2 separate regions of the Mus musculus genome follow, and region 2 is linked to region 1. A link is a contact called in ENCODE Hi-C data. All regions are on one chromosome and are shown on one strand. Each heading gives the region's core, a stretch centred on a gene start or an enhancer-like site at or near the end of the contact. The rest is flanking DNA. Distances are from core to core; before and after follow the strand shown. Region 1 holds the start of Chaer1 (a long non-coding RNA gene). Region 2 has its middle 19 kb from the start of Gm34598.

Evidence for each region. Hi-C counts contacts between places; a loop is a spot of excess contacts on that map.
Region 2: a map of gastrocnemius shows a loop between it and region 1 (2.2-fold over the local background). The contact joins the enhancer-like site here to the promoter of Chaer1 in region 1. A Hi-C loop is called at or near these places in 4 of 37 maps with a recorded cell type or tissue (CH12.LX, gastrocnemius, left cerebral cortex and 1 more).

The regions. Positions count from the first base shown.
Region 1 is chr5:77,138,086-77,142,249 of GRCm38, reverse strand. It overlaps Chaer1 (a long non-coding RNA gene), which reads left to right and starts at 1,945. Exons shown (of 2, transcript XR_880410.2): 1 at 1,945-2,020; 2 at 3,667-4,164.
Region 2 is chr5:77,176,250-77,180,413 of GRCm38, reverse strand. No RefSeq gene overlaps it. Among named protein-coding and RNA genes, the nearest start is that of Gm34598, 19 kb to the right of the region's middle. Within about 2 kb of position 2,338, at least 1 of the 3 ENCODE cell types and tissues checked has a DNase peak (open chromatin) inside an H3K27ac peak, as active enhancers do.

The DNA of each region.
Region 1 (4,164 bases), core at 696-3,195:
CCTGAGCCCCCCCCCCCCATCTGATCCAAGATACTCACAGTTGGAACCCTTTCCCTTCTATGTAACTGAAGTCTTAGAGACGGGCTTTTTAACACCAGGAGGAACACTGCATAATCTGGGGTTTTCTGAGTCTGCTTAGAAACTTTTGTTTATTCAATGACCTCTCACAAGAATACAGTCTCGGGGGCTGGTGAGATGGCTCAGTGGGTAAGAGCACCCGACTGCTCATCCGAAGGTCCAGAGTTCAAATCCCAGCAACCACATGGTGGCTCACAACCATCTGTAATGAGATCTGACGCCCTCTTCTGGCGTGTCTGAAGACAGCTACAGTGTACTTACATATAATAAATAAATAAATCTTAAAAAAAAAAAAAAGAATACAGTCTCACTACCTCTTCTAAGTAGGAGGAACAAGATTTTCTATGATACAAAATATCACTGACTTTTAAATAGTGTCTTTGCTAAAATTTTCTCATTAAGAGGGAGGGAGAAAGGGAGAGAGTGAGAAAAATAGATAAAAGAGAGAGAGAGAGAATATCAAAGTTGAGTTTTTAGTTTTCAGGGTTGAGAGACAGCTTGAATAGAATATAATCTCTGGGCATTAGCAAAGCCAACATTGCAAGGACTGGGTCTCCCCGGATCTGAGACAAGTCACAAGGTAGTCAAACTTTCCTGGCGCTTCAGTGGGAACAGCATTTAGCTAATTCCTAGAAAAGAAAACACTGAACCAGTCCACATCTGCCGGTTAATCTAAGAGAACACGCTGGCTCCCGGTGCTTACTACCCCCCAGGGAGGAGACAAAACGGAGCTCGCTCATAAATTAATGTTTCTGCAAGCAAACTAAAATTTACTGCTGTTCTTCAGGGAGTTCTGCCTTCAAGTAATGCAGTGAGAAAGTCCTCCCTACCCCCCCCCAACATGCACTCACACACACACTCATATAGACACTCACATACACATATATACATTCACATACACTTACATGCTCACACAGTACATACACATTCACACACACATAACAGATACTCACATCCAGGTACACACACACACTCACATACACACACACATACACTCACATATTTACACACACTCACATACAGGAATGTGCACATAATCACACACACACATTCTCACACACTCATAAGCACATATGTAGACGCGCACACATGCACATACACGCCTTGACAAAGTACTCTTGCTTTACATTCAGCTCTTTTTTTCTATTCCCTCCCTCCCTCCCTCCCTCCCTTCTTCCTTCCACACATACTTTCTGAACCATTGCGCGTGTTGCATGATTTTTAGGTGACATTTCTGGAAACAGCAGTGAATAAATGAAATAATAAATTAGGCATGTTCATCCTTCTGGAAAAACAGTAAGTGACAGGACGCTGGTGAGGGCCACTATGATTTTAAGCAAATGGTCAGAAAAGGTCCAGTAAGTAGCTGAGGCTGGGTGCGATGGGGTGCGCCTATCATCCCAGCACTCAGAAGTCAGAGGCAGGGGGATGGAAAGTTGAGGCCAGCCTGGGCCACAATAGAAAGATTCAATATAAAAAAGAAAAAGGAAAGGAAAGGAAAGGAAAAGAAAGGAGAGGAAAAGAGTAACTACAATAAAACTGTGATGAAGTCAGCGAGAAAGAAAGCCTTGTAGAGATCTGAGGGCAAAGCTGGAAACCCGAACTACAAACTACAGGAGTTGGCAAAGACGACAAGCCGAGAGAGGTGGCAAAGAAGGCAAGCCGAGCCAGTCCTGCGGCTGGATCTCGTTCTTCTCTCAATATTTTATGTTTGTTGTCACAGAGAGTTGCATTAACGTTGATGCTACATTAAAGAGCTACTGTCTTGACTCCTGATCGGCACATTGACCACATTGATGTCACTTCCTCCTAGTGTGGCTGCAGTGGGGTGGAGCCAGGGGGAGGGACGAGGTGGGGTGGGGGTGGGGCTGCTAGGAAAGCACTGTGGAATTCAGAGTGAGGAGGGACTGGAGGGAGCTGGGTCTCCATTCTGCATTTACTGGTAAGCCCCTGGGGTGCTGTGTGTTTTCTGAAGCTACCACAGCAAGTCACCACAAGGCTGTGACTGACACAACGAAAGCTTGCTGTCATTCTGCAGACTAGTAGTCCAGCATGGCCTCAGGGGACAACATGAAGCCGTTGATATGACTGCATCTCTTACTAGAAGATTCTTAACCAATTCCAAAGTCATCTAGGATGACATTTCCTAATACAGTGTAGAAAAGTCTAATCTGAGAATGTGATGTCACTCACATTCTCCAGTGGCTTTATTAGAATTTCTGTATTAAAAAAACATAAGGAAAAACCTCTTGACTGTTAAGGGGGAACTTGAGGAGAACATCTCCGGGGATTACTAAATATGATGATTTGAAGACTTTCTCAAGATCTTCTCAGCAGGCTTTCAGAAGCTGGCTTCTACTTCTTTGTCTTGCTAGTGACATTTGGGGACAGTGCTTAGAGGACTCAGGTTGCCTTCCCCTTGCTGCTGGCTTCTGGCCCTCTTCCTTCATATCCAAGGTCAGCATATCGGTTTCTGCAATCCACTTTCCTCCTCCATGGCAGGTGAGGGGTGGGGTACGGATGCCACAGTGTGTGTGGAGGTCAGAGGACTGTAAAATTGTTTCACTCTGCCCACCTTTATATGGCTTCTGGGTATTGAAGTTGTGTCACCGGGCTTGTGAGTTGTCTCCCCAGCTCCATGGGAACTAGTACGATCAGAGTGGGCCACTTAAACAAACCAGGACAGCCTTAAGTTAAAACTGGCCTGCAAGCACCCCTTTAAAGGTCCTTTTTACTAGGGACTGTAACCTAGCCATGGCCTCCATGGATCAGGACTTAGGCATCTCCAGGGAACTGCTGTTCTGCCCACCACGAAGGATTTGAGCGTTGGCTGATTGCTTGCCCTCTACCTGGCAACTGTTCCCTCTGCTCAGGTGAAAGCAGCTAGAGGCAGTGGGTGGGACAGAGAGGACAGGAGAAGAAGCAGGGGACAAGTGAAGAGGCTCTAGCTACAATTCGGAGTGGAGGCTCCAGCCAAGGGAGGGGACAGCTATGCAGGACAGAGTCAGGCCGATGACACTGAGTCTCATGCATTAGCTCGACTAGGTTACAGTCTGCAGTTACTGAAACACTAGTCTGGGACTGCAGTGAAGATATTTTATGTGTGTGACTAAGAAGATAGATTAGTGGATGAATCACTTTTTGGTATAACATGAGTACAAACAGCCAGGCAGGTAAGATGGCTGTCTATACTACCAGCACTTGAGCAGCAGAGACGGGGTTCCCAGGACAAGCTGGCTAGCTAGCTGAGCCAGGAATGTCAAGCTCTGGGTTCAGTGAGAGACCTTACTTCAAATCAAGTCACATTCCTCCACATCAACTTTGGACTTTCATATGAAAGCCCACATAATGCAGGGACACCTGCACACACATCATGCTCACATGAAAGAAAACGTGCATATATGCACGCACACACATACACATGGAAAAATATCCCTAATCCTATACATTTTAGTTAAGGGAGCAGTCTAGATTCACGGCACATCTGAATCAACCAGTTGGAAGGCCGTAAGAGCAGAGCTGAGGGGTTGCATGGGGAAGTTCATCCCATGGACACTGACTGTCCCGGCTCATGTCTCATACTTGCAGGGGCCTCACGGAGTGCAGACTCGGTATTCCATCGGGCAGTTCTCGGTAATCTGGTAACACGTGTCCGATGCCAGTTCCAGTTCTCTGGTTGAATCTGATAGGTACAGATCCCAAACCCATGTTGGACATGGTGTGGGCAGGATAACCTGGCAGGCCTGGGAGTCAAATGAAGAGAGGAGCTGAGGGCTGCTGCAAAAGTCTCAGGATGGCTGACTTGTCTCCTTCTGAAGTTTCTAGACTTGACTCTGACACAAAGGCCTTTGGGAGAACAGACTCAAGGGACAAGGGGTGATGCTTCGCTTCCCTCATTGGAGCCCCTTTCAGAGGGGAAAACTCACAGGCAGGAACCTGCGTGCCAGCCCTGACCCAGAGCAACAGTGAACAGTCCCCGCTGTGTTCCACAGCGCTCATCCAGAAACACTGCGGGGTTTCCATCACATTCTGCAGTCCACAGGAAACCTGGAAGCTGAGTCTTTTTCTTCTGTGATCTCTGCCTCC
Region 2 (4,164 bases), core at 1,089-3,588, 38 kb before region 1:
GATTAAGATTTCAATATTTGAAACTTTGGAGAAAGTCAGTCCAGAAAAGTAAAAATAATTGGGGTAGATATCTAGCTATCCCAGACACTTGGTGGAACAAAAAAGGATGGGCTGATCCCGTTCTGTGTCTCTGGGGTACCTGTGCAAGCAAGGGCAGAGGCAAGAAGAGGAAGACAGGAAAAAGAAGGCCACCTGGCTTCATTCCACCTGCATTCCTAAAGAGCAGAGACCAGAAGGAATGGCCACTTGGGGACACACCATCACTACAGATGAGCTTTCTCCCTGGTGGGACTGTGGCCAGATGACCTTGGTTTAATTATAATCAAGAAAGGACCAGAGGTAGGCAAGGATGGTGCAGACAACTGGTAATCAGTGAATCGGGAGACTGTGTCCATATTCCATTCTCTTTCTCCCTCCGTTACAAGGACATCATGTAATGTCTTGCCTTCACCTGAAAGTATAGTCCTATCCTCTTGTTTAAAGGAACATGCTCATAAATTAAATGAAAAATTTAAGGTAATGAGGTTTTTAGTGAACACTCTGTAAACGGCAGCACTTCAAACAAAAAAGGAAACCGCTCAGCATTTCAAAGTACTAATCACAAAAGAACAACCTCTTGTTGGGCATGGATGTGGGCAGAAATATGCACACAACACATTCTAAATTGCTGCCCAATTACTCAAATCTAGGGTGTCTATTACAGCACTACAAGTGCCTTTCTCATTTAGAGTCAGGGTGTCTCTATGTAGCCCAGGCTGGCCTTTAATTTAAGATCTTTTTGCCTTAGCCTCTAGAATGGGCAAGCACCATCACGTTTAGCATGTGAGTGTCTTTTCATTTTTTCTCAGTGTTCTTCAGTTTAGATATAAATGTAGATTAGCCTCCTATACATATTTATGCTTGCTTCTACAATTGCTCGAATCTAGGGATGCCTATTACAACATTACTCTGTCATTTATTTATTTTATGTATATGAGAGCTCTATCTGCATGTACGTCTGAACGCCAGAAGAAGGCATCAGCTGTCATTATAGATGGTTGTAAGCTGCCAGGTGATGGCTGGGAATTGAACTCAGGACCTCTGGAAGAGCAACCAGTGCTCTTAACCACTGAGCCATCTCTCCATCCCCCTACAGAGGTCTCTTGAGTGCAGCAAATGGACATGTCAGTGCAGCCTACTTCCTACTAGGGACATGTTTGCTCAGTACTTTTTAAGCTCTAGCCCTAGGGTCCTGCAAACTCTGGACTGGGATGTCTTGTCCTGATAGGAATCAATGTGTGCTTCAGCAGCTCTTGGTACAGCTCTTGGCAAGGGAGAGGCTTGCAAGTTGGCAGAGCCATGGGCTGGAAGAATGAAGACCAAACAGGAAGCAGAAGTAGGAAGCTCTATCTCTTTTTCCTGGGTCCATTCCATTTTAAAAAGCTAAGCCGGGCAGTGGTGGTACATGCCTTTAATCCCAGCACTTGGGAGGCAGAGGCAGGAGGGTTTCTGAGTTCAAGGCCAGCCTGGTCTACAGAGTGAGTTCCAGGACAGCCAGGGCTACACAGAGAAACCCTGTCTCGAAAAACAAAAAACAAAACAACAAGCTAAGTTTCCAAAGACAGCTAGGTTTCAGTTAGTGACCACTGAAATCTGAATGTCTGTCTCCCTCCCACCCCCAATTCATATGTTGAAATCCTAACCTCTGGGAGAGGGGATTAGGAAGTGGTTAGATTGAGTGTGCAAAACTCTCACAAAAGGGACATCCCAGGATGCTAGCTGACCCTTTCCACCACGTGGTGGGCGACGCAAAAAAGCAGCCAGTTTTCAGGGTTATGGAACAACGGTAGGCTTGAATTCAGCACAGGCTGAGCTTCCCAACAGCCAGAAATGTGGGGAGTGAATCTCTGTTGTTTCCAAGCTGCCCAGTTTGTGATTTTGGTTCTCTGAATGCAGTAATCCGAGCCTACCTGTTTGTTTCAACCTCTACAACCGCTCCTGTGACTTTATCAGCAACTTGGCAGAACACAGTCAAGACAGATGCTGAGAGAAACCTGAGACAACTCTGTTTATCCTACAGGAGAGGGCTTGACTGAGTGAGGAGGAGGGCCTGCTCTGTCGTCAGCCTTTCCAGAAAATTCCCAGACACTCCTTCGGGTCCTGCTTGTCACAGCTTGGCCAAGCCATTCCAGAGAGTTGCTTCCTGCCATAATTAGCTTTAGCTGGGCCGTGCCTTCTCATCAGAAACCCAAGTCTCCGAGTTGCTTGCTGCCACACACCATTTGGCTCCAACAAATCAGTCTTATCTCATGGCTCCCGGCAGCTGGGCTTACGTGTCTCATTTCTGTAAGCCAACTTAGACGAATTACAGCTTCGTAATTACATAGTTTCTCCGCTTCACCAGCCAGGGAAACACTTTGGGGAGTTGGTTGATGCCCCAGGCTTTGCTTTTGCTCTGGCCCGTTTCAACTTTCTTCTTCTTTAAAAAAGGCACCTACTCTCCAGGAGTTCAGAAGACTGATGCCAAACAAGCTGGGACAGTCCCACATCACAGTAACTAATGTGCACATCGTGGTGGGTGGGTGGGTGTGCTCGGTTCTCTCTCTCTCAAATCCTTCCCACATCCAGATTCACATCCTGTTCTTGCATGGATTCAAAAGGCCCATGCAGACCTGCCAAGTTCACAAAGAATCCAAATACAGGCAGCCCACTTCCCAATCTGCAGATGCCTGCTGTCCCCAACCTCTCCATCCATCTACTTCTTGTTTGAAAAAATCTCTTTGAGTTCTTTGGGTCAATCCAAGAAATAAAAAAAGAGCAATGGTGACTTGACATTTTTTTTTTCTCCACGTCTCTATTTTCACAAGGAATGCAACTCCAGGCTAGAGGAAAGTCTAGCCTGTTGGCATGACACTGGAGTATCAGGTCTCAACAACAGCAGCAGATGAGGAAGGTCGGCAGGAGCGGCTTGGGCCTCTAAGATCATACCATGAAAGCAATGGAAAAACTCACCTGTATTAAAACCAGCTCTCTGTCTTCAGGCTTGGGTCAAAAATTGCCTTACTTGGGAGGTGGGGGGGGGGGGGGTTACAGATTAAATCCTATGCTAAATGCTCAGGCCTGAGGATTTATCTGTAGCTATATAGCCTTAGAATTCTTAATGATGACTAACCAAAGATGTCTACTGGAATTTTTCACAGCTCCTAATCCATTACTCTTAGAACATTCTCTAGATGGTGCATGTCTTCGTATCACTGTATTCCAGCCAGGGTGCTTGTCAGCGCTGGATACGTTCTGTTTGTATATGACAGGACAGATCTTCAGGGGAAGATAAAGACTCTGGATATCTTGAACTCAGGGTGCTCACACACACCCATTTGGACACAACCAGTGTGCTGGCTGGTTTTGTGTGTTAACTTGACACAGGTTGGAGTTACCACGGAAAAAGGCGCTTCAGTTGGGGAAGTGCCTCCGTGAGATCCAGCTGTAGGGCATTTTCTTAATTAGTGATCAAGGTGGGGGGGGGCATTGTGGGTGGAGCCATCCCTGGGCTGGTAGTCTTGGTTCTATAAGAGAGCAAGCCAGGGGAAGCAAGCCAGTAAGTAACATCCCTCCATGGCCTCTGCATCAGCTCCTGCTTCCTGACCTGCTTGAGTTCCAGTCCTGACTTCCTTTGGCGATGAACAGCAATGTGGAAGTGTAAGCTGAATAAACCCTTTCCTCCCCAACTTGCTTCTTGGTCATGATGTTTTGTGCAGGAATGTAAACCCTGCCTAAGACAACCAGTGAGTAGGCAGTTAGCTGCGTAGGCTTGTAGACCAGGAGAGGGCTTGATATCAGAAATGAATAGAGTGACAACTCATCTGCTCGTTACTGGAAGGTGAATCACAGGAAGGGCAGTGTCACATGACTGGTCAAGGAATGACTGCTGCACTTAAAAGACATGGAGTAGGCAGGATGGTACCTGGAGGTTGAGAAATGCTCAGAGAGATGGGAAGGAAATGGACACACAGACATGGGAATCAGGAGAGAAGAAAGAGATCCATTCCTGCTATGCAGACGCTCACAGTCGACTGAGCCAATTACAATAAGAGGGCGCTTTATCTCACGTTCCCAGGAAGGTATAATCCAAGCCGAACAGAACATCTGCGAGTTCCTTTCTGGTTTATCCATTTTTTGCATATT